Linked DNA regions of Homo sapiens: region 1 is linked to region 2. A link is a contact called in ENCODE Hi-C or POLR2A ChIA-PET data. All regions are on one chromosome and are shown on one strand. The core of a region is the stretch at or near the end of the contact, and the rest is flanking DNA. Distances in the headings are between cores, read along the strand shown.

The links. Hi-C counts contacts between places; a loop is a spot of excess contacts on that map. ChIA-PET counts read pairs that join two places held with the same protein, here RNA polymerase II (POLR2A). Pooled maps may share reads with other maps.
Region 1: a pooled map shows a loop between it and region 2 (3-fold over the local background). The contact joins two enhancer-like sites. A Hi-C loop is called at or near these places in 2 of 168 maps with a recorded cell type or tissue (gastrocnemius medialis and heart right ventricle) and 2 of 50 pooled maps. POLR2A ChIA-PET finds 5 or more read pairs at or near these places in 8 of 52 experiments (BJ, H1, OCI-LY7 and 3 more).

What each region holds. Positions count from the first base shown.
Region 1 is chr2:131,124,131-131,127,169 of GRCh38, forward strand. PLEKHB2 (pleckstrin homology domain containing B2) reads left to right here. Exons shown (of 8, transcript NM_001100623.2): 3 at 1,623-1,775; 4 at 2,554-2,656. Among named protein-coding and RNA genes, the nearest start is that of PLEKHB2, 20 kb to the left of the region's middle. Within about 2 kb of position 1,262, at least 2 of the 41 ENCODE cell types and tissues checked have a DNase peak (open chromatin) inside an H3K27ac peak, as active enhancers do.
Region 2 is chr2:131,054,107-131,057,429 of GRCh38, forward strand. It overlaps FAM168B (family with sequence similarity 168 member B), which reads right to left. Exons shown (of 7, transcript NM_001009993.4): 4 at 1,447-1,589; 5 at 1,166-1,343. Among named protein-coding and RNA genes, the nearest start is that of SMIM39, 21 kb to the left of the region's middle. Within about 2 kb of position 1,770, at least 5 of the 41 ENCODE cell types and tissues checked have a DNase peak (open chromatin) inside an H3K27ac peak, as active enhancers do.

The DNA of each region.
Region 1 (3,039 bases), core at 12-2,511, 70 kb after region 2:
CATTGCGCCCAGCCTATTTGGTAGTTTCTGCACAGCTCAGGTAGTCAAGTGGATGCTTGGGTATCACTTAGTGGTCAGTTAGGCAAGTGCAGTGGACACCCCTCCTGGTGAGGAGAGTGCCTGATACTACTGGCAGGAAAGCCGAATGGCGCATATCTGGTTGACACCAGTTGCAGGCACGGCAACATAAAGGGAAGTACACGAAATGGGATTGTGTGTGTTGGCCAAGAATGGGATGAGATGTACAGGAACAGAAGGTGTAGTGGGCAGTGAATGGATGTGAGGAAGGTAAAGAGATGACCGGAGCTACAACTGGCCTTTAAGTCCACTGCAGGGGTTTTCCCTTCATGCAGTCAAGGAAATTACTGTTTTATATACCAAGTTAAAGGAAATTACTGTTTTATATACCACGTTAAATACCTGGTCCAAGATCACAAATGAAAGGTTGAATTTGCTCAAGCTGACAGAAGTACGTGAGGTAGTAGGATGTGCACAGCATGGGAGGCCAGGCAGGGCCTGGTCTATATCCTGCTGTGCTCATTTATCCAGTGTATGCATCAGGAAGGGGGGAGCCTTCCACACTGTGGGCTTCTGTGGGAAATGGTAGGAAAGAGTATCTGTGAAAACTCTTAAGGACAAAGAAAAAAAACGTGTTTTTTCTTTTTTTTTTTTGGAGACGGAGTGTTGCTCTGTCCCCCAGGTTGGAGGGCAGTGGTGCGATCTTGGCTCACTGCAACCTCCACCTCCTGCGTTCAAGCGATTCTCCTGCCTCAGCCTCCCTAGTAGCTGGGATTACAGGTACGAGCCACCACGCCCAGCTAATTTTTTGTATTTTTAGAGATGGGATTTCACCATCGTGGCCAGGCTGGTCTCGAACTCCTGGCCTCAAGTGATCCATCTGCCTCGGCCTCCCAAAGTGCTGGGATTACACGCGTGAACCACCGTGCCTGGCCAAAATGTGTTTTTTCAAAAGAGAAAGATATTATTTTTATTTGCGTATAGAGACTTCACAGTCCAGCATTTTCTGATCAATCTGGCAATTTAGACAATATTTGGAAATTTAGAAAGTTGAAAAGTTTGAGAGGTTTAAAGTTTAGTACTGTATGAGGAATTAAATGTTAGATATGTTTCATTTGCTGAAAAGCAAGCTTTTTAATAGAAACCCTAACCGGAAAGTGTTGGAACTTCTAAGTTGGTTGGCAGCATTCTCTGTTGACAGTGTGTGCTGCATGCAGCCTGTTAAAGCACCAGTTGGCGGGCCCTGTGCTCTGCTTTCCCTTTCATTGTGAGGGACTGCTTTGGGTAATTCTATACAGGTGTAATTAAGGGGCCAGGGGAAGAGTTCTTTTTGTTTCTGCTGTGAATTAGAGGACTATGTCCTTGCTCTTTTGGCGCAAAGCCAACCTTTCAGATTTCTAAATTTTGAAGGCTGAGCATGGTGGCATGTGCCTGTAGTCGCAGCTAAACGGGAGGCTGAAATGGGAGGATTGCTTGAGCCCAGGAGTTCAAGGCTGCAGTGACCTATGATCATGTTTGTGAATAGCCACTGCATTCCAACTTGGGCGAAATAGTAAGACTGTCTCTAAAAAAAAAAAAACAACCGTACTATTTTTTTTTTCCAGGTACTATTTTGAAGCGCTGGAAGAAGAACTGGTTTGATCTGTGGTCGGATGGTCACCTGATCTATTATGATGACCAGACTCGGCAGAATATCGAGGATAAGGTCCACATGCCAATGGACTGCATCAACATCCGCACGGGGCAGGAATGTCGGGGTAAGCTGGCCTGTCTTGGCCAACTTCTGTCTTCTGCTCTTCCTCTGTCTTGCTGGGAGCTTGGTCCTCTTCCTTCCCTGTTCTGCTTTCATTAACAGATTGAAGAAGGGCTCCATCTCAGAGGGGCGACCACAGTGGGGCCCCAGGCACTTAGATTATGAACCACATGGTCGGGAAATATCAGTGTTCTCAGTCCACGTCCCTCGTTCTCGTGGAGAGGGAGCCAGAGCTCTGGGAACCTCAGGAAGCACAGGCCACCCTAGACTACGTTGATTTTGTACTCAGAAACTGGCTTCTGTTTGATGGTGACTCCAGTCAATTGCTTAAAATCTGGGATGTTGGCCAGGCATGGTGGCTCATGCCTGTAATCCCAGCACTTTGGGAGGCCGAGGTGGGTGGATCACGAGGGCAGGAGTTCAAGACCACCCTGGCCAAGATGGTGAAACCCCAACTCTACTAAAAATACAAAAAAATTAGCCAGGTGTGGTGGCAGGTGCCTGTAATCTGGCTACTCAGGAGGCTGAGGTAGAGAATTGCTTGAACCCGGGAGTCAGAGGTTGCAGTGAGCCGAATATATTTTGTGGACGTCATCTTGGCAGCTGGTCTTGTCAGTCAGCCTAGCTATGTTCTTTCTGCATTCTTGGAAAGGCAGAGGGTTCTTTCATAGATGTAGCACTTGATTTATTGTCTAGTCCTTTGCTTCTCTGAGCTGGTAGTTCTTAGAAAATGTAAGAAGAAATCCTGAAAAAAGTTCCTTTATTCTGCTTATTTTTCATAGATACTCAGCCCCCGGATGGAAAGTCAAAAGACTGCATGCTCCAGATTGTTTGTCGAGATGGGAAAACAATTAGTCTTTGTGCAGAAAGCACAGATGATTGCTTGTAAGTTTTGCTTTCTTATGTGTTTAATTTAAAAAGTATTTTCTATTTTAACTTCTGATTACCAAAAAATGAAAAGAAAGGGCGTGGAGTTTTCTTTCAGGCATCAGAATAAGGGACTCAGTGGATGTATGAGAGAAATGCAAGAGTCGCTTTTCCAATTCTAGTTTCTGCCTCTCTCAGACTGCCTAGGCCGATCCCATTGTGGTGAAAATGGCAGAAAGGAATAGCAGTCTCATCATGCTGTCTTTCATTATTAGATTCACAGTGGGTAACGGGCATAGTTGAAATAAAATGACCAGAAAAGCAAGAAAGTAAAGAGTAAGGAAACTGTCAGTTCCTAGGGCTGCTGTCACAAATTGCTGAACACTGAGTGACGGAAATGG
Region 2 (3,323 bases), core at 520-3,019:
GATGAGGTGGGAAAATCACTTGAACCTAGGAGGCAGAGGTTGCAGTAAGCTGAGATCACACCACTGCACTCCATCTTGGCTGACAGGATGAGACCCTGTCTTAAAAAAAAATATTAAAAATTTTAAAATTAAAAAAAAAAAAAAGAAATGAGGATTCTAAACTACATGAGCTTCTGAGTTCTTTAAGAGAAATCTATTTTTCCTACAACTGCAGAAACTCAACAACTACTTGAGTCCCTTTATGGACCAGCACCACCTCCAACACAGTGGCACCCAACCTGGTGCCTGCTGCCCTCCCTCCCTGTGCCTCAAACCAGCAGTTTCTGTCTATGCCCAGTTTCCTGTTCCTTGACAGATAAGTATGGGGAAAACCAAATCAGAGTCTACATTGAAGCACACATAATAACCCGGAATGCTTTTCTCTCTGGCATAATTTCCTTACACTGAAGTCAAGTCCAGAAAAACAAGGAGGGAACAGTACGCTTTTGTGTGGGCATGACCTAAAGGTGGTCATATTGACCCAGAGACCAGGAGGTGAATCCACATGGGTGGTCATACAGATTGGGTGGTCACCCAATCCCTAGACATCAGATCAAACCCCCAGGGCTTCCGCGGAGATGTGCCCATCCCAGCCAGGGGCCTCATCTTTCCATGGTTTATTTTCCTTAGAGGAGGCCTTGCAAAGTAAAGTACGGTAGATGAATGCCAAAGGATTTCTACAGGCAGCTGTTTCTTCTATCAACGCAAGACCAGCTCTCCTAGATGCATGAAAACATCCCGATGAAGACAACTGACCTGCAAAGACAAGCTCCCCTCAAGGGAAAGGAAGAAGGCCAGAGCAACCCCGGTACACAAAGTGTCCTCCTTCTACTCAAGTCTTACATGGTCATAGGGGGTGGGAGGAGAGGGGGCACATCCTGCATTGCCAAATGGCTCAGTTCACCAACAAAGCGAGTCCATCAGATTCAGAGAGGCCTCCACAAGGGGTCACTCAGGTAGGCAAAATAAAAGATAACCTGCTGTTTCTTCCCCAAAGAATTTTCTGTCCTTCCACACAACTACAGCTATGAAAACCTAGAGCCAAGGGTCAGAGGATTCGTGAGCTCTCCCCTCCCCCAGCTCTAGGGTACACCATAGGACAGACACCGCAGGAACGAGGACTTACCTGCTGACATGGCCATGGTGGTCCCAGCCACCATGCCCATGGTGACCCCGTTGCCTCTAGGAGGGGGGATGGGAGCAGGGTACACCGTTGCAGGCATGCCGTTGGGCTGCACCACCGTGGTGTGGTGGATGACGTGAGGAGGTGCTGCATACAGCGGCTGTGTGTAGTACGTGCCTTGCTGTGGGGAGAAGAGAGACAACTGACACAGGGTCCCAGGGCCAAAGGATGAACGCCCAGGTGGTATCACCCCTTCCCACACAGCAGTGTGTACCCAAGCATACCTGTGCATACGGGCTCTGCTGGGGGTAGGCACTTCGCACAGGGTACACGGCAGTCTGGTAGGGGTTCGGGGAGGAGGAGTACGGTGGCACAGCCCCGCTGGTGGGGGAACAGGACACTTTGTAAGGTGTGCCAGGAGTGTAACCTGGAACAAAGAAGGCAATGGCCTGAGTTCACCCAAGCCGGTCCAGGCGCAGGGAGAGGACACAGGCAGGGAGGAGCTAAGCTGCGTGTCAGCCCCACGCAACTCGCCAGACCTGCTGCCACTGCCGCCCCCACTCTCCTCCACTAAGATCTGACTTCATTCTTACTTTGTGTACGTGTGTGCATGCACGTGTGTGTGGTGGCAGGGTGTTGGGGAGGAGGAAAAAATACCAAAAGAGAACGTTCTACAGATGGAATGCTCACACAAGGACAGGAAATAAAAACTGTCTTGTCCTGCTGGAATTTAAATTGGTATGGCATTCCTGGGGCTAAACTTGGCATCTAAAGTATATATGCCTTTTAATCCCACAATTCCACTTCTAGAAGTCTGTCTTAAAGCAATACACATGGATCTATACACACACAGAGACTTAACTGTAAGCATGCTCATCATAGTGTTGTTTGTTACAGCAAAAACAGGAGAAACTTGCCCAGCACCAGGACTGGCTAAGCACTCTATGGTAAAAAGCCCTCTGGGTTAAGGGAGAAAGCTGAACACACATACTTGCTTTTGTCCCCACACAAAATGACATGAAAATGACAATAAAGCAGATTAAGAGAAAAAAGACATAAAACTCACCAAGAATGGAAGAGAAGACAGCATGTTGAAGCCTGGCAAGCTGAAGTGGAGGATGATTGAGCAGACTCGAGAAGAAGGCACTCAGCCAGCAGCGAGGAGCAGCTGGCACCAAGAGAGCCGTTCCCCAAAGCCCTGCAAACTGCTGGCCACCAACCCGTCTCCAGAAGCAGATAAAGAGACCCCATCTAGTAGAGTGGTTGAGTTTGCTGAATAAGCAGTTAGGTGTCCCTTCCTGACCCCAACAGAGAAGAGGGGTTTGGTCTCAGGGGAGGGAGAGGGTCTCTGGACAGCTATGTTCACAGCAGCTATATTCACAATGATCAAAAGCTGGCAATGGCCCAGATGCCCACCAGGAGACAAATGGGTAAACACACTGTGGTGCATCCATACAAATCCTACTGAGCAAGCCAAAGGGACAAACTGCTGATCCATACAAGCACATGAATGAATCACAAAGCCACACCATGTCAAAGGAGCCAGATACAAGGACACATGCTGGATGCATGTACTGACAGAAGCTCTAGGAAAGACCAACCTAATCCAGAGTCATCAAAACCCCAGCAATGGTGCCAGGGGCCAGAGGGGCATGCGAGAACCTTTCCAAAGAGTGCATTCACTCAAATGTGGTGACGGTCATACAGCTGTGTATGACTGTCCAAACATACCAAACTGTACACTGAGAAGGATTAACTTATAATATGTAAATCAGACCTCCATACAAGTGCTTATGGCATCTCACATTCCCATGGGTGAGAGCAGGAGGGGTGGAGCACTCACACACTGTCCGTGTCAGACAGTGCAACTTTGCAAGCCAGAGACACATCCCGCAACATCCAGCAATCCACTCCCAAAACTTCCCCTAGAAAAATGAAAACACAGGTCCACGAAAGACTTGTAAAAAGTGTTCAATCTTATTCCTAGTAGCCAAAAATGGGAACTAATCCAAATCTTCATCAACTGGAGAAAGGATAAATCATGATATGTCTCTATAAACATTACTCAGCAATCAAAAGGAAAAAACATGGATGAATCTCACAACATGCTGAGCTTTCCAAAGAAGCTGGAAACAGAACAGCACATAGAGCAATGATCCCG